Regions from separate parts of the Homo sapiens genome. Here region 1 is linked to region 2. A link is an interaction called in ENCODE POLR2A ChIA-PET data of the cell type or tissue named here. Cell type or tissue: Panc1. All regions are shown on one strand. Each heading gives the region's core, and the rest is flanking DNA. Links, peaks and the distances in the headings are about the cores only. Region 1 has its middle 22 kb from the start of AQP10. Region 2 has its middle 17 kb from the start of RIT1.

The links. ChIA-PET counts read pairs that join two places held together with the same protein. Peaks named below come from ENCODE experiments on the same cell type or tissue, not always from the same donor. Only the 100,000 strongest peaks of a DNase experiment are listed, where the experiment ranks them.
Region 1: POLR2A ChIA-PET joins it to region 2 with 12 read pairs; 2 of 35 experiments call an interaction of 5 or more read pairs at or near these places.

What each region holds. Positions count from the first base shown.
Region 1 is chr1:154,290,786-154,307,116 of GRCh38, reverse strand. It overlaps the pseudogene RNU6-239P and the pseudogene RNU6-121P. Among named protein-coding and RNA genes, the nearest start is that of AQP10, 22 kb to the left of the region's middle. In Panc1, for the core only: no CTCF peak of the experiment used is centred there; no DNase peak of the experiment used is centred there.
Region 2 is chr1:155,891,461-155,896,460 of GRCh38, reverse strand. It overlaps the pseudogene LOC124904686. Among named protein-coding and RNA genes, the nearest start is that of RIT1, 17 kb to the left of the region's middle. In Panc1, for the core only: no CTCF peak of the experiment used is centred there; DNase peaks (open chromatin) are centred at 2,630 and 3,420; H3K4me3 peaks cover 575 bases.

The sequences.
Region 1 (16,331 bases), core at 5,972-10,971, 1.6 Mb after region 2:
GTGCGATGGTGCAATCTTGGCTCACTGCAACCTCCGCCTCCCAGGTTCAAGCAATTCTCCTGCCTCAGCCTCCCAAGTAGCTGGGATTACAGGTGTACACCACCATGCCCAGCTAATTTTGTATTTTTAGTAGAGACAAGGTTTCACCATGTTAGTCAGGCTGGTCTCGAACTCCTGACCTCAAATGATCTGCCTGCCTCGGCCTCCCAAAGTGCTGGGATTACAGGCGTGAGCCACCATGCCTGACTCCAGGATTATGTTAACTCTCTGGCCCTTTGTCATAATATACTCTGAAGGCATCTTGACTACATGAACATTCTGAAGAACATCATATTAGCTCCAAAGCAAGCTTCAAAGCAAGTGGCCCAGTCTACTGTATATGTATAACATCATGCTAATCATACGGGAAGAGCAAGAAGTATCCTTGGAAAGATACATGTATTCAGAGAGTGGGAAATAAAACCCTGCAAAGTTTCAGGAAATTTCTACATTGGTTAAGTTTTTAGAGGTCCAGTGGTCTGAGACATGCTGGGATATCTATCCAAAGTCAAGGTCAGATATTGCATCTCATGCCTCCCACCACTAAGAAAAAAAGAAGTGCGATGCCAATCTTCTTAGGACTCTGGAGCAATATTTCACAGTTAGGAATACAACCCTGACCAATTTACTAGCTGACACTGAAAGACATCAACTTTGAGTGGGGCCAAAAGCAGAAAAGGCCTCTGCAGCCTTGTGACCTAGCAGAACGTAAGAGACTGGAATGTCTGTGGTTGGAGAAGATGTTGGTTTTGGTTTGGCAAGCTCTCAGAGGAGAATCATAATGTAGGCCCCTGAAGCTCTGGAGCAAATCCATGCCATCTGCAGCAGGAAAATACCCACCACTTGAAAAGCAGCTCTTGAAATGCTCCTGGGCTCCGGTAGAGACACAGAACCTGACTATAGGACATCAAGTAACCAAGTGGCCAGAACTAACCATCAAAAGCTGGGCTCTGTCAGATCCTCCATGTCATTAGGAAGAGTGGGCCCAGCAAGAACATATTGTGGCGACAGAGTGAGACCCTGTCTCAAAAAACAAAACAAAACAACAACAACAACAAAAACATTGTAAGATAGAGGTGGCATCTTTGATATCAGGCATAAGCAGGATCAGAGGGCAAAGCAAGCTTCAAAGCAAGTGGCCCAGACTCCCAGGTCACTCAGCAGTGTTGCACTGACATCTCTCTTCAGCTCTCACCTATGGCCCTGTCAGGGATCCCTGTGACTTGCTGACAGGGAAGGCAAAAGCCCAAGCTTTGCTCACAGATGGATTGGCATGGTAAACGGGGAAAAGCCAAAAAAGAGAATCCTGCTGCATTGCAGCCTCACTCAGAAGCAGCTCTGGAAGATAGTGGTGAGGGGAAATCCTTCCAGGGACAAAGATTTGGACAGTATATCTGGTCATCCCCTTTGTGTGGAAAGAGAAGTAGCCCTACATGAGAATATTCACATGGGCAGAATATTCACACAGTCACATAGTCAGTGGCAAATGCCCCGGTTGGTTCGTCAAGGGCTTGAGAAGAAAGAGTGAAAGAACAAGGACAAAAAGGTCTGAGAGCCAGGGCATGGTGGCACACGCCTGTGGTCCAGCTTGGGAGGCTGAGGTAAGAGGATTGCTTGAGCCCAGGAATTCAAGGCTTCAGTGAGCTATGATTGCAGCCCTGCACTCCAGTCTGGGCAACAGAGTGAGACTCTGTAACGATAGGAGTGGTCTTGAAGTGTACGATCTTTGTACAACATGTTATGCCCACCAGAGAGCATCCATTACAAAGGAAGCATTGAACAGATAAGTAGACAGAATGACTCAGCCATTGTCATCAGCCACCCCAGCTCTGAACAATGGGTACAATGAATGGAGTAACTGGTCGTAGAGATGGAGGTGATGCATGGGCCCACCAGCATGAGCTCTGTGATGACTAATTTTAGGTGTCAACTTGACTGGATTGAGGGACGCCTCCATGGCTGGTGAAGCATTGTTTCTGGATATGTCTATGAGGGTGTTTCCAGGGGAGATTGACATATGAGTCAGTAGACTGAGCTTTAAAATCCCCTCTTCTTCTCTCTCTCTCTCTCCCTCCAGTATATCCTATTGGTTCTGTCTCTCTGGAGAACCCTGACTAATACAAACTCCTACTCACCAAGGCTGAAATAGCTATGGCTGCTGCCAGTGTTCAATCTGTCATTAATAAACGCCAGGGCTAAGCCCCCATATGGTTCTATCCCACGAGAAGAACAAGCAGCCGTTCAGGGACAAGTTGATGACATTATACCCCACCACCTTTGACTGAAATTGACACGTATTCTGAATATAGGTTTGCCTTTCCTGCCCATAGGGTCTGCCCGTAACTAGTACCACTCTCCAAGGACTTACAGAGTGTTTGATCCATCAACATGAAGTCTGGCCGGGCACGATGGCTCACACCTGTAATCCCAGCACTTTGGGAGGCTGAGGCGGTTGGATCACTTGAGGCTAAGAGTTTGAGATCAGCCTGGCCAATGTGGTGAAACCCCGTCCCTACTAAAAATACAAAAATTAGCAGGGCATGGTGGTGCGCACTTATAATCCCAGCTACTTGGGAGACTGAGGCAGGAGATTTGCTTGAACTTGAGAGGCAGAGGTTGCAGTGAGCCAAGATCATGCCAATGCACTCCATCCAGGGCCACACAGTGAGACTCCAACAACAATAACCAAAAAAAAAAAAAAAAAAAAAACATGGAAAACAATGAAATCTGAATTACATTACTCTAAAAGATCAACATTACAGCAGTGGGGATATGGCAGTGGGCATGTGACAAAAGGATCTACTGATCTTTCTTTTTTTTGAGATGGAGTCTCTGTTGCCCAGGCTGGAGTGCAATGGCACAATCTCAGCTGACCTGCTACCTCCACTTCCCAGGTTCAAACAATTCTCCTGCCTCAGCCTCTCAAGTAGCTGGGATTACAGGCACCCGCCACCACGCCTGGCTAATTTTTGTATTTTTAGTAGAGACAGGGTTTCACTATGTTGGCCAGGCTAGTCTTGAACTCTTGACCTCAGGTGATCTGCCTGCCCCCAAAATGCTGGGATTACAGGCATGAGCCACTGTGCCAAGTTCTTTTTTTTTTTTTTTTGAGACGGAGTCTCACTCTGTCACCCAGGCTGGAGTGCAATGGCGCGATCTCGGCTCACTGCACACTCCGCCTCCTAGGTTCAAGCGATTCTCCTGCCTCACCCTTCTGAGTAGGTGAGATAACAGGCGCATGCCACCAAGCTTGGCTAATTTTTGTATTTTTAATAGAGACAGTGTTTTGCCATGTTGGCCAGGCTGGTCTCGAACTCCTGACCTCAAGTGATCCACCTGCCTCGGCCTCCCAAAATGTTGGGATTACAGGTGTGAGCCACTGTGCCTGGCCTTTTTTTTTTTTAGATGGAGTTTTGCTCTTGTTGCCCAGGCTGGAGTGCAGTGGCGCGAACTTGGCACACTGCAATCTCCACCTCCTGGGTTCAAGTGATTCTCCTGCCTCAGCCTCCTGAGTAGGTGGGATTACAGGTGCGCGCCACCGTGCACAGCTAATTTTTTGTATTTTTGGTAGAGATGGGGTTTCATCATGCTGGCCAGGCTGGTCTCGAACTCCTGACCTCAAGTGGTCCACCCACCTCGGCCTCCCAAAGTGCAAGGATTACAGGCATGAGCCACTGCGCCCAGCCTTGTTTTTTAAATTAAAGACAGTCTTGCTCTGTCAGCCAGGCTAGACTGCAGTGGCGTGATCATAGCTCACTGCAAGCTCAACCTCTTGGGCTCAAGCAATCCTCCTGTCTCAGTCTCCTAAAGTGCTGGGATTACAGGCGTGAGCCTCCATGCCTGGCCAGGAAGAATACTTTGGCATTCAGGTCATCCACTGGGATGCCTCTTGGTGCTACTGTGATCAATTCTAACAGTAAATAGAAAAGAATTCTAACAGTAAATAGAAAAGTATAGCAGCCACATGGTAACCAAAGGCACTCTCAGGATTTAGGGTCTGGGTCACTCTGCTACCCAGCTCTCTAGACCAGCAGAAGTGCTAGCCAAAGGTGAGGAGAATCTGGCATTAGTGGTACAGGAGGGGATAATGAGAAGTTCTTAGAACCTCAAAACTAATTGCAGCAGTAAAAAGGCTATAAACTTTTCCACTTAATCCTTCTCTCAAAGTTCCCCCAGGAAATGAAACCAATCAGAACGCTATAGATGCTTTTCCCCAACAGGGCAAACTAACTATAAGAAGAATGAATTGGGTCGGGCGCGATGGCTCACGCCTGTAATCCCAGCACTTTGGGAGGCCGAGGCAGGTGGATTACCTGAGGTCAGGAGTTCAAGACCAGCCTGGCCAACATGGTGAAACAACATCTCTACTAAAAATACAAAAAAAAAAAATTAGCTGGGCATTGTGGCTTATGCCTGTAATCCCAGCTACTCAGGAGGCTGAGGCAGGAGAATCACTTGAACCCGGGAGGCAGAAGTTGCGGTGAGCTGAGATTGCACCATTGCACTCCAGCCTGGGCAACAAGAGCGAAACTCCGTCTCAAAAAAAAAAAAAGAAAATTTAGCTGGGCGTGGTGGTGCACGCCTGTAATCCCAGCTACTCCGGAAGCTGAGGCAGGAGAATCGCTTGAACCTGGAAGGCAAAAGTTTCAGTGAGCAGAGATTGTGCCACTGCACTCCAGCCTGGACGGCAGAGTGAAACGCTGTCTCAAAAAGCAAAAAACAACAACAACAAAAAGAAGAATGAATCATGCGGTGGCTCGCGCCTGTAATCCCAGCACTTTGGGAAGCTGAGGCGGGTGGATCACGAGGTCAGGAGTTCAAGACCAGCCTGGCCAAGATGGTGAAACCCCATCTCTACTAAAAATACAAAAAAATTTAGCCGGGTGTGGTGGCAGGCGCCTGTAATCCCAGCTACTTGGGAGGCTGAGGTAGAGAATTGCTTGAACCCAGGAAGCAAAGTTGCAGTGAGCCAAGATCGCCCCACTGCACTCCAGCCTGGGCGACAGAGCGAGACTCTGTCTCAAAAAAAAAAAAAAAAGGATCTGAGTAGTGCAAGTGGTAAACTGTAGAAAACACCGGTGTTTCACCCAGATTCCCTTTCTAGGATCATAAGCCTACTCCCCAGCTGCTAGGAATATCAGCCACTGATGGCCCACCGCTGCCTCCCTCACTGGACATTACCATCAGCCACAGGAAATTGTTTTGACCTTTCTTTCCTGCAGCCAATGATTGGCTAATGCAGTGACACAAAATCATGGTCCCTTTGCCTTCATTTGGGACAGCTCTGAAAAATTATCTTCATTCCAGGGCTGTCTGTAAAATCCAAGGATCAGTTAAGGTTCTGCTGCAACCACATTGTGTGTCAGCTACTCCCTCTGCTCAATTCTGCCTTCTTAACTTAAAAAAAAATTTTTTTTTCTGCTGGGTGTGGTGTCTCATGCCTGTAATCCCAGCACTTTGGGAGGGTGAAGTGGGTGGATCATTTGAGGTCAGGAGTTCGAGACCAGCCTGACCAACATAGTGAAACTCTGTCTCTAATAAAAATACAAAATTAGCCAGGTGTGTTGGCGCATACACCTGTAATCCCAACTACTCAGGAGGCTGAGGCAGGAGAATCACTTGAACTCAGGAGGCAGAGGTTGCACTGAGCCGAGATCGCACCACTGCACTCCAGCCTGGGTGACAGAGCATGACTGTCCCCCGCCACCAAAATTGGTTTTTAAAATATTTTCTTCCCTCAGAGATCCCTGTTCTGAATGTTTTTATTTATTTATTTATTTATTTATTTATTTATTTATTTATTTGGTAGATATGGGGGTCTCACTATGTTGCCCAAGCTGGTCTTGAACTCCTGATCTCAAGTGATCATCCCACCTCAGCCTCTCAAAGTATTGGGATTACAGGCAGGAGCTGCCACACCCAGTCTGACTTTTGATATTCTTTAACCTGAAAGACTCAAGGAGGGTGGCTAATGGTACAAAGTGTGTGGGTTGGAAAAACTAAATGTCTTAGATTGGTTCTCCCTGGAAACAGGCCCTGATATGGAGAGTTCCATGTAGAAGGTTTATGTGGCAGTGATCTTCAGAGATACACTTGTGAAGAAGTAAAGTGGCTGGGCGCGGTGGTTCATGCCTTCCATCCCGGGCGTGAGAATCACTTGAGCCCAGGAATTCGAGACCAGCCTGGTCAACATAGTGAGACATACCCCCATTCAGGCCTGGCTCTTTTATTCTTCTTTTTCTGGTAAAGGAATAAAAGAATGGCTACTCCATAAGCAGAGCAGCCCCGGCTCTTTAACAAAAAACAACAAACACATTTAGGGCTGAGTGCGGTGGCTCAAGCCTGTAATCTCCACACTTTGGGAGGCTGAAGTGGGAGGATCACTTGAGGCCAGGAGTTCAAGACCAGCCCCCTGGACAGCATACTAAGACCCCCATCACTACAAAAAAAAAGAAAAAAAAATCAAAAGGAAAGAAAAGAATATCAAAAGTCACCATATACGGCTGGGTGCCGTGGCTCACGCCTATAATCCTAGCATTTTGGGAAGCCAAGGTGGGTGGATTGCTTGAACTCAGAAGTTTGAGACCAGCCTGGGCAACATGATGAAACCACGTCTCTACAAAAAATACAAAAAATTAGCCAGGCATGGTGGAGCATGCCTGTAGTTCCAGCTACCTGGGGAGCTGAGGTGGGAGGATCACTTGAGCCCAGGAGGTCGAGGATGCAGTGAGCCAAGATCTCGGCCACTGCACTCCAGCCTGAGTAACAAAGTGAGAGCCTGTCTCAAAAAAAAAAAAAAGTCACCATATCCTGCATCGAGATCTCTCCCCTGTCACTTTGAAAAAGAAGAAAAAATTGGTTTTATTTTCATAGTTTCTAAAGTAATATGTGCTTATTATTCTTATACCACATACTCATGTTTCCAGGTAGAAGAACTTCTATTAGACCTTTTTTTTTTTTTTTTTTTTGAGACAGAGTTTTGCTCTGTGTCATCCAAACTGGAGTGCAATGGCGTGATCTCAGTTCACTACAACCTCTGCTTCCCAGGTTCAAGCAGTTCTTCTGCCTCAGCCTCCCAAGTAGCTGGGATTACAGGCACCCACCACCATTCCCAGCTAATTTTTTTTGTATTTTTAGTAGAGATGGGGTTTCACCATGTTGGCCAGGCTGGTCTCAAACTCCTGACCTCAGGTGATCCACCCGCCTTGGCCTCCCAAAGTGCTGAGATTACAGGCATGAGCCACTGTGCCTGGCCTAGACCAGTTTTTAAAACCAGGAATACTACTATCTCATAGGGAGAATTTTGAAAATTTGTAAGGCCAGGTGTGTGAGTACACGCCTGTAAATCCAGCACTTTGGGAAGCTGAGGTGGGCAAATTGCTTGAGCCCAGGAGTTTGAGACCAGCCTGGGCAACATGGCAAAAGCCCTTTTCTACAAAAAATACAAAAATTAGCCAGGCATGGTGGTGCATGCCTGTGGTCCCAGCTACTCAGAAGGCTGAGATGGGAGAATTGCTTGAACCCAGAAGGTTGAGGCTGCAGTGAGCCGAGATCACGCTGCTACAATCCAGCCTGGGCAACAGAGACCCTGTCTCAAAAAAAAAAATTGTAGTCAGAATTTTTGTCAATGTTGTTTCACAATGGGTGGGAAAGGGGCAGTAATTCTTACATTTAGTAGTCAGAGTCCAGATATTCTAAACATTCTGCAAGACACGCAACAAAGACTTGTTCTATGTATGTCCTACATGACTTTAGAATGTCCTACCATAGTGCATATAGGTGAAAAACTTGTTTATAATTATATGATCTCAGAATGTGACTCTTTTTTGTATATAAATACAAAGTAATTTTAGCAGATTTTTTTTTTCTTTTTTTTTTTGAGATGGAGTCTCACTCTGTCACCCAGGTTGGAGTGCAGTGGTGCGATCTCAGCTCACTGCAACCTCTGCCTCGCGGGTTCAAGCGATTATCCTGCCTCAGCCTCCTGAGTAGCTGGAATTACAGGTGCCTGCCACCATGGCTGGCTAATTTTTGTATTTTTAGTAGAGACAGCGTTTCACCATGTTGGCCAGCCTGGTCTTGAACTCCTGACCTCAGGTGATCTGCTTGCTTCTGCCTCCCAAAGTGCTGGGATTATAGGCATGAGCCACCTTGCCTGGCCCTAATTTTAAAATTTTTTTGTGGAGATGGGGGTCTCCTTATGTTGTCCAAGCTAGTCTTGAACTTCTGAGCTCAAGTGATCCGCCCACCTCAGCCTCCCAAAGTTCTGGGATTACAGGCGTAAGCCACCACACCTGGCCTCTCTTTATCCTCTTATTTTGCTTTTTGTTTGTTTGTTTGTTTGTTTTGAGACAGAGTCTTGCTCTGTTGCCCAGGCTGGAGTGCAGTGGTGCGATCTTGGCTCACTGCAACCTCTGCCTCCCGGGTTCAAGTGATTCTCCTGCCCCAGGCTCCCAAGTAGCTGGGATTACAAGTGTGCGCCACCATGCCTGGCTAATTTTTGTATTTTTAGTAGAGACAGGCTTTCACCATGTTGGCCAGGCTGGTCTTGAACACCTGACCTCAGGTGATCCACCCGCCTCCACCTCCCAAAGTGCTGGGATTACAGGCTTGAGCCACTGTGCCTGGCCTGTTCTTTAAGTGTTGACATGATTTAGCAATAAAGCATCTGGACCTGGGCATTTTCTTGTGGGACGATTTTAAATCCAAATTCTTTTCCTTTTCCTTGGTATAGGTCTATTTGGATTTTCTTTTTTTCTTTCTTTAGTTAGCTTTGTTAATTTGTCTCTTTCTAGGGTTTTCTCCATATCATTTAAATTCCCTACAATTCCTTCCTTCCTTCCTTCTTTCTTTCTTTCTTTTTTTTTTTTTTTTTTTTTGACGGAGTCTCACTCTGCCGCCCAGGCTGGAGTGCAGTGGCATGATGTTGGCTCACTGCAGCCTCCACCTCCTGGATTCAGGCAATTCTCCTGCCTCAGCCTACTGAGTAGCTGGGACTACAAGCATTCGCCACTACGTCTGGCTAATTTTTTTGTGTTTTTAATACAGACAGGGTTTCACTATGTTGACCAGGCTGGTCTCAAACCCCTGACCTCATTTGATCTGCCCGCCTCGGCCTCCCAAACTGCTGGGATTACAGGCATGAGCCACCACACTTGGACAAGATGTCCCTTCTTTCATTCTTGATTTTGGTAATGTGTATGTTCTTTCCTCTTTTCTTGGGCAATCTAGCTAAAGATATGTCTGTTTTGTTGATCTTTCCAAATAACTAGTAGTATTACTCTATATATATAGTACATTTGCTTTTATTTTTTCTTTTATTTACATGTAAAAATATGGAGTGCTTCACAAATTTGCATGCCATTCTTATACGGGAGACTGGCTAATCTTCTCTGAATTGTTCAAATTTTAGTATATGTGGTAGCCAATTGTCTTTAAACAAGTTGACCGTGATGTGTCTAGGTATTTGAGGTTTATTGAGATTCTTAGATGTGTAATGTTTTTCATCAAATTTGAAAAGTTTTTGGCTATTATTTTTTTTGTTTGTTTTTTGAGATGGAGTCTCACTCTGTCTCCAGGCTGGAGTTCAGTGACAAGATCTCAGTTCACTGCAATCTCTGCCTCCCAGGTTCAAGCGATTCTCCTGCCTCTAAAGTTTTTGTTTTCTATTTCATTGATTTTTCAGTCTGGCGTTTATTATGTTCTTTCTTCTATTTACTTTATGTTTGATTTACTCTTATTTTTCCAGCTTCTTGAAGTGAAAGATTGGATTATTGATTTTATTTTATTTTGTTTTTTATTTTTTTGAGGTAGAGTCTTGCTCTGTCACTCAGGCTGGAGTGCAGTGGTACAATGTCGGCCAGCTACAACCTCTGCCTCCCAGGTTCAAGCGATTCTCTGTCTCAGCCTCCCAAGTAGCTGGGATTACAGGCATGTGCCACCACACCCAGCTAGTTTTTGTATTTTTAGTAGAGATGGGGTTTCGGGTTTCGTCATGTTGGCCTGGCTGGTCTCAAACCCCTGACCTCAGGTGATCCACCTGCCTCGGCCTCCCAAAATGCTGGGATTACAGGCGTGAGCCACCATGCCCAGCCTAGATTATTGATTGTAGACCTTTCTTTCTTTCTACTAAAGGCATTTAAGCTACAAATCTTCTTCTAAGCATTGCTTTAGCTTTATCCCTTAAATCTTTCTTTTCTTTTTTTTTTTTTTTTTTTTTTTGAGACAGAGTCTCAGTCTGTCACCCAGGCTGGAGGCTAGAGTGCAGTGGTGCCAATTTGGCTCACTGCAACCTCTGCCTCCCGGGTTCAAGTGATTCTCATACCTCAGGCTCCCGAGTAGCTGGGACTACAGGTATGCACCATCATGCCCAGCTAATTTTTTGTATTTTGTTATTTATTTATTTATTTATTTAGAGACGGAGTCTCGCTCTGTTGCCCAGGCTGGAGTGCAGTGGCAAGATCTCAGCTCACTGCAAGCTCTGCCTCCCAGGTTCATGCCATTCTCCTGCCTCAGCCTCCTAAGTAGCTGGGACTACAGGTGCCTGCCACCACACCTGGCTAATTTTTTGTATTTTTAGTAGAGACAGGTTTTCACCATGTTAGCCAGGATGGTCTCGATCTCCTGACCTCATGATCTGCCTGCCTCTGCCTCCCAAAGTGCTGGGATTACAGGCGTGAGCCACCGTGCCCAGCCTTGTTATTTATTTTGACATGGAGTCTTGCTCTGTTGCCCAGGCTGGAGTGCAGTGGTGTGATCTTGGCTCACTGCAACCTCCGCCTCCCAGCTTCAAGTGATTCTCCTGCCTCAGCCTCCCGAGTAGCTGGCATTACAGGTGCCCGCCACCACACCCAGCTAATTTTTTTGTAGTTTTAGTAGAGACGGGGTTTTGCCATGTTGGCCAGGCTGGTCTCAAACTCCTGACTTCAAGTGATCCACTTGCCTCGGCCTCCCAAAGTGCTGGGATTACTGGTGTTAGCCACCACGCCCAGCTAATTTTTTTTTGTATTTTTATTACAGTCAGGGTTTTGCCATGTTGGCCAGGCTGGAACTAGTTAATTTTTAAAAATTTTTATGTAGTGATGGTGCCTTGCCATGTTGTTCAGGCTAGTCTCAAACTCCTGAGCTCAAGTAGTCCACCTGCCTTGGCTTCCCAAAGTGCCGAGATTACAGGCATGAGCCACCACACATGGCCGTAATTTTCTTTCAGCTCTTAAAATATCTCATTCCATTGCCTCCTGGTCTCCATTGTTTCTGAAGAGAAGTCTGCCGTTAATTGTGTACTTCTTCCCCCATATTTGATGAGTCTTTTTTTCTTGCTGTCTGAAAGATCTTTTTTGTCTTTTTATTGTAATCACTTATTTTTAAATTCATTCTTCCATGCTCAGATTTTTTGTATTCATCTGTGTATTTAACACAGTAGTATTACTCTCTATATATAGTACATTTGCTTTTATTTTTTCTTTTATTTACATGTAAAAATATGGAATGCTTCACAAATTTGCATGCCATTCTTGTACAGGAGACTGGCTAATCTTCTCTGAATTGTTCGAATTTTTGTACATGTGGTAGCCAATTGTCTTTAAACAAGTTGACCGTGATGTGTCTATGTATTTGAGGTTTATTGAGATTCTCAGATGTGTAATGTTTTTCATCAAATTTGAAAAGTTTTTGGCTATTATTATTATTTGTTGTTTTTTGAGATGGAGTCTCACTCTGTCGCTAGGCTGGAGTTCAGTGGCAAGATCTCGGTTCACTGCAATCTCTGCCTCCCAGGTTCAAGTGATTCTCCTGCCTCAGCCTCCTGAGTAGCTGGGACTACAGGCACACACCCCTACACCTGGCTAATTTTTGCATTTTTAGTAGAGATGGGGTTTCACCATGTTGGCCAGGATGGTCTCAATCTCTTGACCTTGTGATCTGCCCGCCTCGGCCTCCCAAAGTACTGGGATTACAGGTGTGAGCTACACACCTGGCCTTTGTATTATTTTTTCAACTACTTTTTTCTGACCCTTTGTCTCCTCTCCTTTGGACATGTATTACATGTATATCGGCATGCTTGATGTACCACTGGCCTCTGAGTCTTTTTGTTTTCGGTGTTTTTTTGTTTTTGTTTTTTGGTTTTTTTGTTTCTTTTTTTGAGACAGTCTTGCTTTGTCACCCAGGCTGGAGTGCAGTGACATGAACATGGTCACTGCAGCCTTGACCACCCAGGCTCAAGCGATTCTTCTGCCTCAGCCTCCCAAGTAGTTGGGACTATAGGGGCACACCACCATATCCAGCTTACTTTTGTATGTTTTGTTGAGATAGGGTTTCATCATGTTGCCCAGGCTGGTCTTAAACTCCTGGGCTCAAGCAATCCATCTGCCTCAGCCTCTCAAAGTGCTGGGATTACAGGTGTGAGCCACTGTACCCAGCTGTTCACTTTCCTGCAATCATTTTTGTCTCTGTCATTCAGACTAGATTATTATTATTGATCTATCTTCAAGTTTATTAAATTTTTCCTCTGCTATCTTAAATCTGCTATTGGGTTCATTTAGTAAAATTTTCATTTCAGTTATTTTACTTTATAATTCTAGAATTTCTGTTTGATTCTTTTTTTATAGCTTCTATTTCTCTGTTGAGATTCCATATTTATTGAGTCATTGTTAAACATTTTTATTTAATTCCTTGAACATATTTATAATATGTGCTTTAAAGTCTTTGTCTGCCAAATTCAACTTCTGGGCCTACTCAGAGTCAGTTTTTATTTTTATTTATTTTTTTTTTTTTTGAGACAGAGTCTCACTCTATCACCCAGGCTGGAGTGCAGTGGTGCCATCTCGGCTCACTGCAAGCCCCGCTTCCCAGGTTCACACCATTCTCCTGCCTCAGCCTCCCAAGTAGCTGGGACTACAGGCGCCCGCCACAATGCCCGGCTAATTTTTTTGTTAGCCAGGATGGTCTTGATCTCCTGAGCTCGTGATCTGCCAGCCTCGGCCTCCCAAAGTGCTGGGATTACAGGTGTGAGCTACTGTGCCTGGACTCAGTTTTTATTTTGTTTTTTATTGTTTTTTTTTTTGGAGACAGAGTGTTGCTCTGTCACCCAGGCTGGAGTGCAGTGGAATGATCTCAGCTCACTGCAACCTCCGCCTCCCAGGTTCAAGCAATTCTCCTGCCTCAGCCTCCCCAGTAGCTAGGATTATAGGCGCCCACCACCATGCCTGACTAATTTTTGTATTTTTAGTAGTGACAGGGTTTCATCATGTTGGCCAGGCTGGTCTCAAACACCTGACCTCAGGTGATCCACCCGCCTCGGCCTCTCAAAGTGCTGGGATTACAGGCGTGAGCCACTGCACCCGGCTAGTTTTCATTGACTTTTAAAATCAGGATATGAGTTACTGTTTTTTAGGTTTCTTCGCATGTGTCATAATTTTTTTCTTGAAAACTGATCATTTTATCCTCTTCCTCCTCTAAAAAACTGGTCATTTTAGATAATAGACTGTAATAACTCTGGATTCTGTTGTATTTTTCCGAAAGGTGGTGATGCTGGTGATGCTGATGGGGTGTGTGTGTGTGTGTGTGTGTGTGTGTGTGTAATTTGGAGTTAAACCGTAGAGTCTGGATTCTATTGTATTTTTCTGAATGGTGGTGATGCTGGTGATGCTGATGTGTGTGTGTGTGTCATTTGTCTGGAGTTAAACTGTAGAGTCTATCATTCCACAGTGTGCAGCTGCTAATGTGTCTGCTCAGTTTTTATTCTCGTTTTTTTTGTTTGTTTGTTTGTTTTGTTTTGTTTTGTTTTGTTTTGTTTTGTTTTGTTTGAGATGGAGTTTTGCTTTTGTTGTCCAGGCTGGAGTGCAATGGCATGATCTTGGCTCACTGCAACCTCTGCCTCCAGGGGTCAAGTGATTCTCCTGCCTCAGCCTCCTGAGTAGTGAGTAGCTGGGATTACAGGCATGCACTACTATGCCTGGCTAATTCTGTATTTTTAGTAGAGACAGGGTTTCTCCATGTTGGTCAGGCTGGTCTTCAACTCCTGACCTCAGGTGATCTTCCCACCTCGGCCTCCGAAAGTGCTGGGATTACAGGCATGAGCCACCATGCCCGGCCATTTATTCTTGTTTTTAAAATTTTCCCACAGGGGTCAGGCATGGTGGCTCACCTTTAATCCCAGCACTTTTGGGAGGCCAAAGCGGCTTGAGCTCAGGAGTTTGAGACCAGCCTGGGCAACATACCAAGACCCCATCTCTACTAAAAATACAAAAACTTAGCAGGTAGTGGTGGCATGTACCTGTGGTCCCAGCTACTCATGAGCTGAAGTAGGAAGATTGCTTGCGACTGGGAGGCAGAGGTTGCAGTGAACCGAGATCATGCCACTATACTTCAGCCAGGGTGACAGAGTGAGACCCCTATCTCAAATAATAATAATAATAAATTTTTCCAGCCAGGTGCAGTGGCTCATGTCTGTAATCCCAGCACTTTGGGAGGCTAAGGTGGATGGATCACCTGAGGTCAGGAGTTTGAGGCCATCCTGGCAAACATGGCGATACCCCATCTCTACTAAAAATACAAAATTTAGCCGGGCATGGTGGCACCCAGCTATACTCTCAGCTACTCGGGAAGCTGAGGTAGGAGAATTGCTTGATCCTGGGAAGTGGAGGTTTCAGTGAGCCAAGATCGAGCCATTGCACTCCAGCCTGGGCGACAGAGTTAGACTCCGTCTCAAAAAAAAAAAAATGTTCCCTCAAGGATTAGAACAGGAATTAAAAGAAATTAAAGACTGTAGGCCGGTCGCAGTGGCTCATGCCTGTAATCTCAGCACTTTGGGAGGCTGAGGTGGGTGGATCACAAGGTCAGGAGTTTGAGACCAGCCTGGCTAACACGGTGAAACTCCATCTCTACTAAAAATACAAAAAAATTAGCCAGGCATGGTGGCGGGCACCTGTAGTCCCAGCTACTCGGGAGGCTGAGGCAGGAGAATGGCGTGAACCTGGGAAGCGGGGCTTGCAGTGAGCCAAGATGGCGCCACTGCCCTCCAGCTTGGGCAACAGAGTGAGACTCTGTCTCAAAAAAAAAAAAAAAATTAAAGACTGTGTAAGCAAAAACTCAGTTGTATGTAAGAAAACCCAATTCCCCCTTGAGGAACAGAAAGGGCTGGAGTCCTTTAAAATTAACTGCCTGTTTTTCTCTCTGTGGCTAGTGAGCCTTATCTCTCCATTTACCAGGCATTGTGAAGACTCTGTTTCTCTAGCTGTGCAGCTGCAAGGTCACTAGACAGATAATCTCAAGTCGTAAAACATGTTGTTCCTTGAACAGTAAGAAATAATGTAATGCATGCCTTAACTGAATAACTGTCTTTGTCTCTCGCTTCTATAATACGCTTCCCCCCGCACAGATCTCCCCCCACCCCACGAAATGCTTAAAAGGTAGCTTGACTCTTTGTTCCAGGCTCAGTCCTTTGGATGTTAATCCAACTGGGTCAGTGAACCTAAATAATTAAATAACTCCTCCTCAATCCCTCGGTCTCTCTGATTCCTTAATTATCCCGCAGCAGTATCACCCCTATGCTTACATAGCACAGTGTTCAGCCAATGATTAGAATAAGCATTGTGTTCCAACACCTCAAGCCCATATAGCATCCACTTCTGCCAATATATCTGTTTGAAGGATGAGAAGTGTATTAAAATGTGCAGCAGTGTTCAAGTCTTCCTTGTCTTTTATTTTTCAGGGAGCTCTCTGAGCTATCCTCCATGCATATGATAGTTTCCCAGTGAGCCAGGGATGTGGGAGAGCTTATCTCAGCCCTTTTGTAGTTTCCTATTTTCCAGCTAAATTTCTGGCTTTTCCACCACTGAACACAACTAGGAGTGCTACTTTGAGTTAGTACAGCTAGAGGGTTTTTTGCCTGTTTATTTCCTACCAACTTCATATCATTCAGCTGAGAACATTGTAGGCTTTTGTCCGCCTCCACCTAACTAACTCCTACAATTTCAGTCTACCCACTGTGACAGCAAACATTGCTGATTTTCACAGCCAGTTCCATACTGGTAAAACTACAGTTCCCAGCCACCAAGGAAGTTGGATGGGAGCAGCCTCAGGCAAGAAGGCTGCAAACTCACATTGCTTTTGCTTGAAGCTGTAGCAGTTTTTCAAGAATAAAAGCTCCTCAATTTGTTTTCTGCCTTGCTCAGTTTCCAGAGACTTGAAATCATTGTTTGGGGCAATTTTATTTAATTTCATAGTTTTTTTGGTGAAGATTCACAGATCCCTTTACACTGCTATAGCCAGAAGTTCCTTGGTGTAGTTTTTAT
Region 2 (5,000 bases), core at 1-5,000:
GTCTCACTCTGTCGCCCAGGCTGGAGTGCAGGGACACCATCTCAGCTCAGTGCAGCCTCTGCCTCCCGGGTTCAAGTGATCTTTGTGCCTCAGCCTCCCAAGTAGCTGGGATTACAAGCATGTGCTACCACGCCTGGCTAATTTTTTGTATATTTAGTACAGACAGGGTTTCACCATGTTGGCCAGGCTGGTCTCAAACTCCTGGCCTCAAGTGATCTGCCCGCCTTGGCCTCCAAAGTGCTGGGATTGCAGGTGTGAGCACTGCACCCTGCCTATTTAACATTTTTGAATGGTCAGTAACTGTCAGTGTCCACTAGAAACAGGTACTGGAGGAGTGGCATTCCATTTTTCTTTCCGTCTCTTTTTTTTTTTTTTCTTCACTTGATTTAAAAAATCATTCCCCTGGTCGGGCACAGTGGCTCATGCCTGTAATCCCAGTACTTTGAGAGGCCAAGACAGGTGGATCACGAGGTCAGGAGTTCAAGACCAGCCTGGCCAAGATGGTGAAACCCTGTCTCTACTAAAGATACAAAAATTAGCTGGGCGTGGTGGTGGGCGCCTGTAATCCCAGCTACTCGGGAGGCTGAGGCAGAGAATTGGAATTGCTTGAACCCGGGAGGCAGAGGTTGTGGTGAGCTGAGATTGCGCCATTGCACTCCAGCCTGGGCAACAGAGCAAGACTCTATCTCAAAAAAAAAAAAAAATTGTTCCCCTCTTTGATTAAATTACTCATACTTAATGGCATTCCATTTTCTAATGTAACCTCTGTTAGAATAAGTAATGGAATTTCAGGTGAAGTATTTATAAGCCTCTTCCATGTATTAAGCACTGTTTTAAAGAGCTGTGAAGGATTCAGAGGAATATAGAATACGGGCTGGCATAGTGGCTCATGACTGTAATCCTAGCACTTTGGGAGGTGGAGGTAGGCAGTTTGCCTGAGCTTAGGAATTCGAGACCAGGCTGAGAAACATGGTGAGACCCCATCTCTACTGAAATACAAAACAAAAAAAAAATTAGCTGGGTGTGGTGGCCCACACCTGTAATCCCAGCTACTCTGGAGGCTGAGGCACAAGAATCACTTGAACCCAGGGGGCGGAGGTTACAGTGAGCCAGGATCGTGTCACTGCACTCCAGCCTGGGCAACAGTGAGACTCTGTATTTAAAAAAAAAAAAGTGTATATATATATTTTTTTTGTACATGTATATTGTATATATATATACACCAAAAATATATATATGTTATTCCTGCTCTGGAGCTTAGATAAAATTTATATATGTAGCCAGGTGCGGTGGCTCACGCCTGTAATCCCAGCACTTTGGGAGGCTGAGGTAGGTGGATCACGAGGTCAGGAGATCGAGACCATCCTGGCTAACATGGTGAAACCCATCTCTACTAAAAATACAAAAAAAATAGCCAGGCGCGGTGGCGGGCGCCTGTAGTCCCAGCTACTCGGGAGGCTGAGGCAGGAGAATGGTGTGAACCTGGGAGGCAGAGCTTGCTGTGAGCTGAGATCATGCCACTGCACTCCAGCCTGGGCAACAGAGCAAGACTCCGTCTCAAAAAAATAAATAAAATTTGTATATATAAAACAGCTAGAGGTCAGTCTTAAAGTAATAAGTCATATGCTTCAAACTGGAAATGTTATAGGAATTCAAAAAGGAAGGAATTAGTAAATGTAGTAGACTCCTAATAAGTCATTGGTAGTGTTATGCCTTTTCCAAACTCGTACAGAAATTTGAAATCTTGCCAGGCACGGTGGCTCATGCCTGTAATCCCATCACTTTGGGAGGCTGAGGCAGATGGATCACTTATGGTCAGGAGTTCAAGACCAGCCTGGCCAACATGGCGAAACCCTGTCTCTACTAAAAATACAAAATTAGCTGGGTGTGGTGGCATGCGCCTGTAATCCCAGTTACTTGGGAGGCTGAGGCAGGAGAATTGCTTGAACCCGGGAGGCAGAGGTTGCGGTGAGCCAAGATCGTGCCACTGCCCTCCAGCCTGGGCGACAGCAAGACTCCATCTCAAAAAAAAAAAAAAATTTTTTTTCAATCAACTTTTGTTTTTTAAGTTCAGTCTCCATAGAGATTGTCAAAAATTGCCAATGCCAGGGTATTGGGAAAAGTTTTCAATTAGCAATAATCATGCCTCATTGGCTATAATCCTGTCACTGTACAAAGCTGTCCAATCAACTTTTAAACATATGCCAGGCACAGGGCTCACGCCTGTAATCCCAGCAATTTGGAAGGCTGAGGTGGACAGATCACAAGGTCAGGGATTCAAGATCAGCCTGACCAACATGGTGAAACCCCATCTCTACTAAAAATACAACAAAAATTAGCCAGGCATGGTGGTACGCGCCTGTAATCCCAGTTACTCGGGAGGCTGAGGCAGGAGAATCACTTGAACCCGGGAGGTGGAGGTTGCAGCGAGCCAAGATTGCGCCACAGCACTCCAGCTTGTACGACAGAGCGAGACTCCATCTCAAAAACAAACAAACAAACAAAAAACCATGAGTTGGCCTTGAGACAAAACTACTGAAATGTTTTAGCTTTATCTAATAATGTTTGCTTAAAAAAAAACTCATGATGAGCAGCTTTTGGTTCAGTGCATACATTCCACAGCACACGTGATCATATCATGAAGTCACTCAGTTTTTTGAACAAAAGCTGCTGCAGTGGGGACATGTGTCATTTCCTGCCCTTCCTGGAGCTAGTTATTGCCAGAGTTTATTGCAGTTTTCTCTGAGCCAGAAGAAAAACTTTAGCTCCAAAACATCTCCCACAAAATGCTTTCCCTAGTTTCCTGGCAGAGGAGTGTGCAGGTGAGGGGGCAGAGGCAGAGAAATGTATGGCTTTTATGAGGATGGGTCCAAGTGCTCAATACACTGCAATCCAACATAAAATCTCTGCTGCCCAGGAAGGCATGTACATCAATCTAGTCAGCCAGAGAATTAAATTGTGCATTCCCACCCAAAACATTCTGGACACTCTTATTTTCATGTCCTTAGACTCCCGAAGAGAAATACATGGGTCTAGTTGCAACTAACACACACCTACCACCATCATCAAAAAACACAAAACCAAAACCGATCATTATACCAAACTTCTTTTGAAACTCCAACTCAGAATAAGTAGGAAGAAGAGACAGCCTTTTCAGGTTTGCTTTAAGTCTGCTTCCCAGACAATATTTTGTTCCCTGCCTGCCTGCCTTTCTTGGGTATCCGCTGCATGCCAAGCAATGTGTTGGCATTGGGAATTCAACAGTGAATTTAAAAAAAAGCTCACAGTTCTTAGAGTCTCAGTTCTTTTCAGTGGGCACCTCTAATTCTAACGTGCAAAATCTGACACAGATTTGGATTGAATGGTGGGAGAATGAGAAGGAGTAAGGGACACATAGCAATTTCAACTGCTTGGTAAACAATAACTAAATGTTAACTTGGAAAAAAGCCTGAGAAGAAGCTGATTTGATGTGAGTGAATGTAAATCATGAAAATATCCAGTTTCATCCGGGTGTGGTGGCTCATGCCTGTAAACTCAGCACTTTGGAATGCTGAAGTGGTACGGTCACTTGAAGCCAGAAGTTCAAGACTAGCATAGGCAACATAGCAAGACCCCCATCTCTACAAAAATTTAAAAACTAGCTGGGTGTGCTGGTGTGTGCCTGTAGTCCCAGCTACTTGAGAGGCTGAGGTGGAAGGATTGCTTGAGCCCAGAAGGTGGATGCTGCAATGAGCTATGATTGTGCCGCTGTACACCTGCCTGGGTGACAGTGTGAGACCCTGTCTCAATAGATAGATAGATGATTGATTGATAAATAGATAGATAGATAGATAGACAGACAGACAGATAGCTACATAGGCTGGGCGTGGTGGCTCACGCCTGTAATCCCAGCACTTTGGGAGGCCGAGGCAAGAGGATTGCTTGAGCACAGGAGTTCCAACCAGCCTGTCTCCACAGAAAATTTTTTTAAGTTAGCCAGGTGTGGTAGCACGTGTGTCGTGGTGGTGCATGCCTGTGATGCCAGCTACTCAGCTACTTGGGAGGGTGAGGTGTGAGGATTAACCAAGCCCAGGAGGCTAAGGCTGCAGTGAACCATGTCACTGCACTCCGGACTGGGCAACAGAGCAAGACCCTGTCTCAAAATGTAAATAAGAAGAAAGAAAATGAGTTTTTCTCCTTATGGCCCTGTCAGAGGCTTTCAATTAGATTGAGATTTAATGTACTGTCTGGGCATGGTGGCTCATGCCTGTAATCCCAACACTTTGGGAGGCTGAGGTGGGCGGATCACCTGAGGTCAGGAGTTCGAGACTAGCCTGGCCAACACGGTGAAACCCCGCCTCTACTAAAAATACAAAAATTAGCTGGGTGTGGTGGCACATGCCTGTAATCCCAGCTACTCGGGAGGCTGAGACAGGAGAATTGCTTGAACCTGGGAGGCAGCGGTTGCAGTGAGCTGAGATCAGGCCATTGCAATCCGGCCTGGGTGGCAGAGCAGGACTCTGTCTCAAAAAAAAAAAGTAGTATTTGAGGTGAACTAACCAGCTCCCCAGGCTTAGACACAAGACTTGCTCATGAATTCCCATACTTTTATTCAAAATTTTCTGTTAGCGCATCTAATCCTGGGCCTGTTGAGCCTTAGGACTTCCTTTAGGACTTTGTTTCCTGAAGGCCAAACAGAGTTTTGAGCATTTCTTAGAGGTGTCCAGAAGGTGGTATTGACCCTAGTATAGACAGTGTTAGGCAATTGGGATGTTCACCAGTTTGCCGTCTCGTAAAAGTTATACTAGTTAAGAATCGATATTTTCTCAGCTTTCTGAAAAATGATGCCCTATGTGTAAACTTACATTGCTCTTGAAGTATTCAAAGAAAAGCCCAGGCTGTTTGCCTTTTCAGACCACAAGGTATGGGGGATGGATGAGAGCAGTACTGGAGGCCCTTACTAGGTGGGCACTAGTCTTTTTTTTTTTTTTTTTTTGAGACGGAGTCTCACTCTGTCGCCC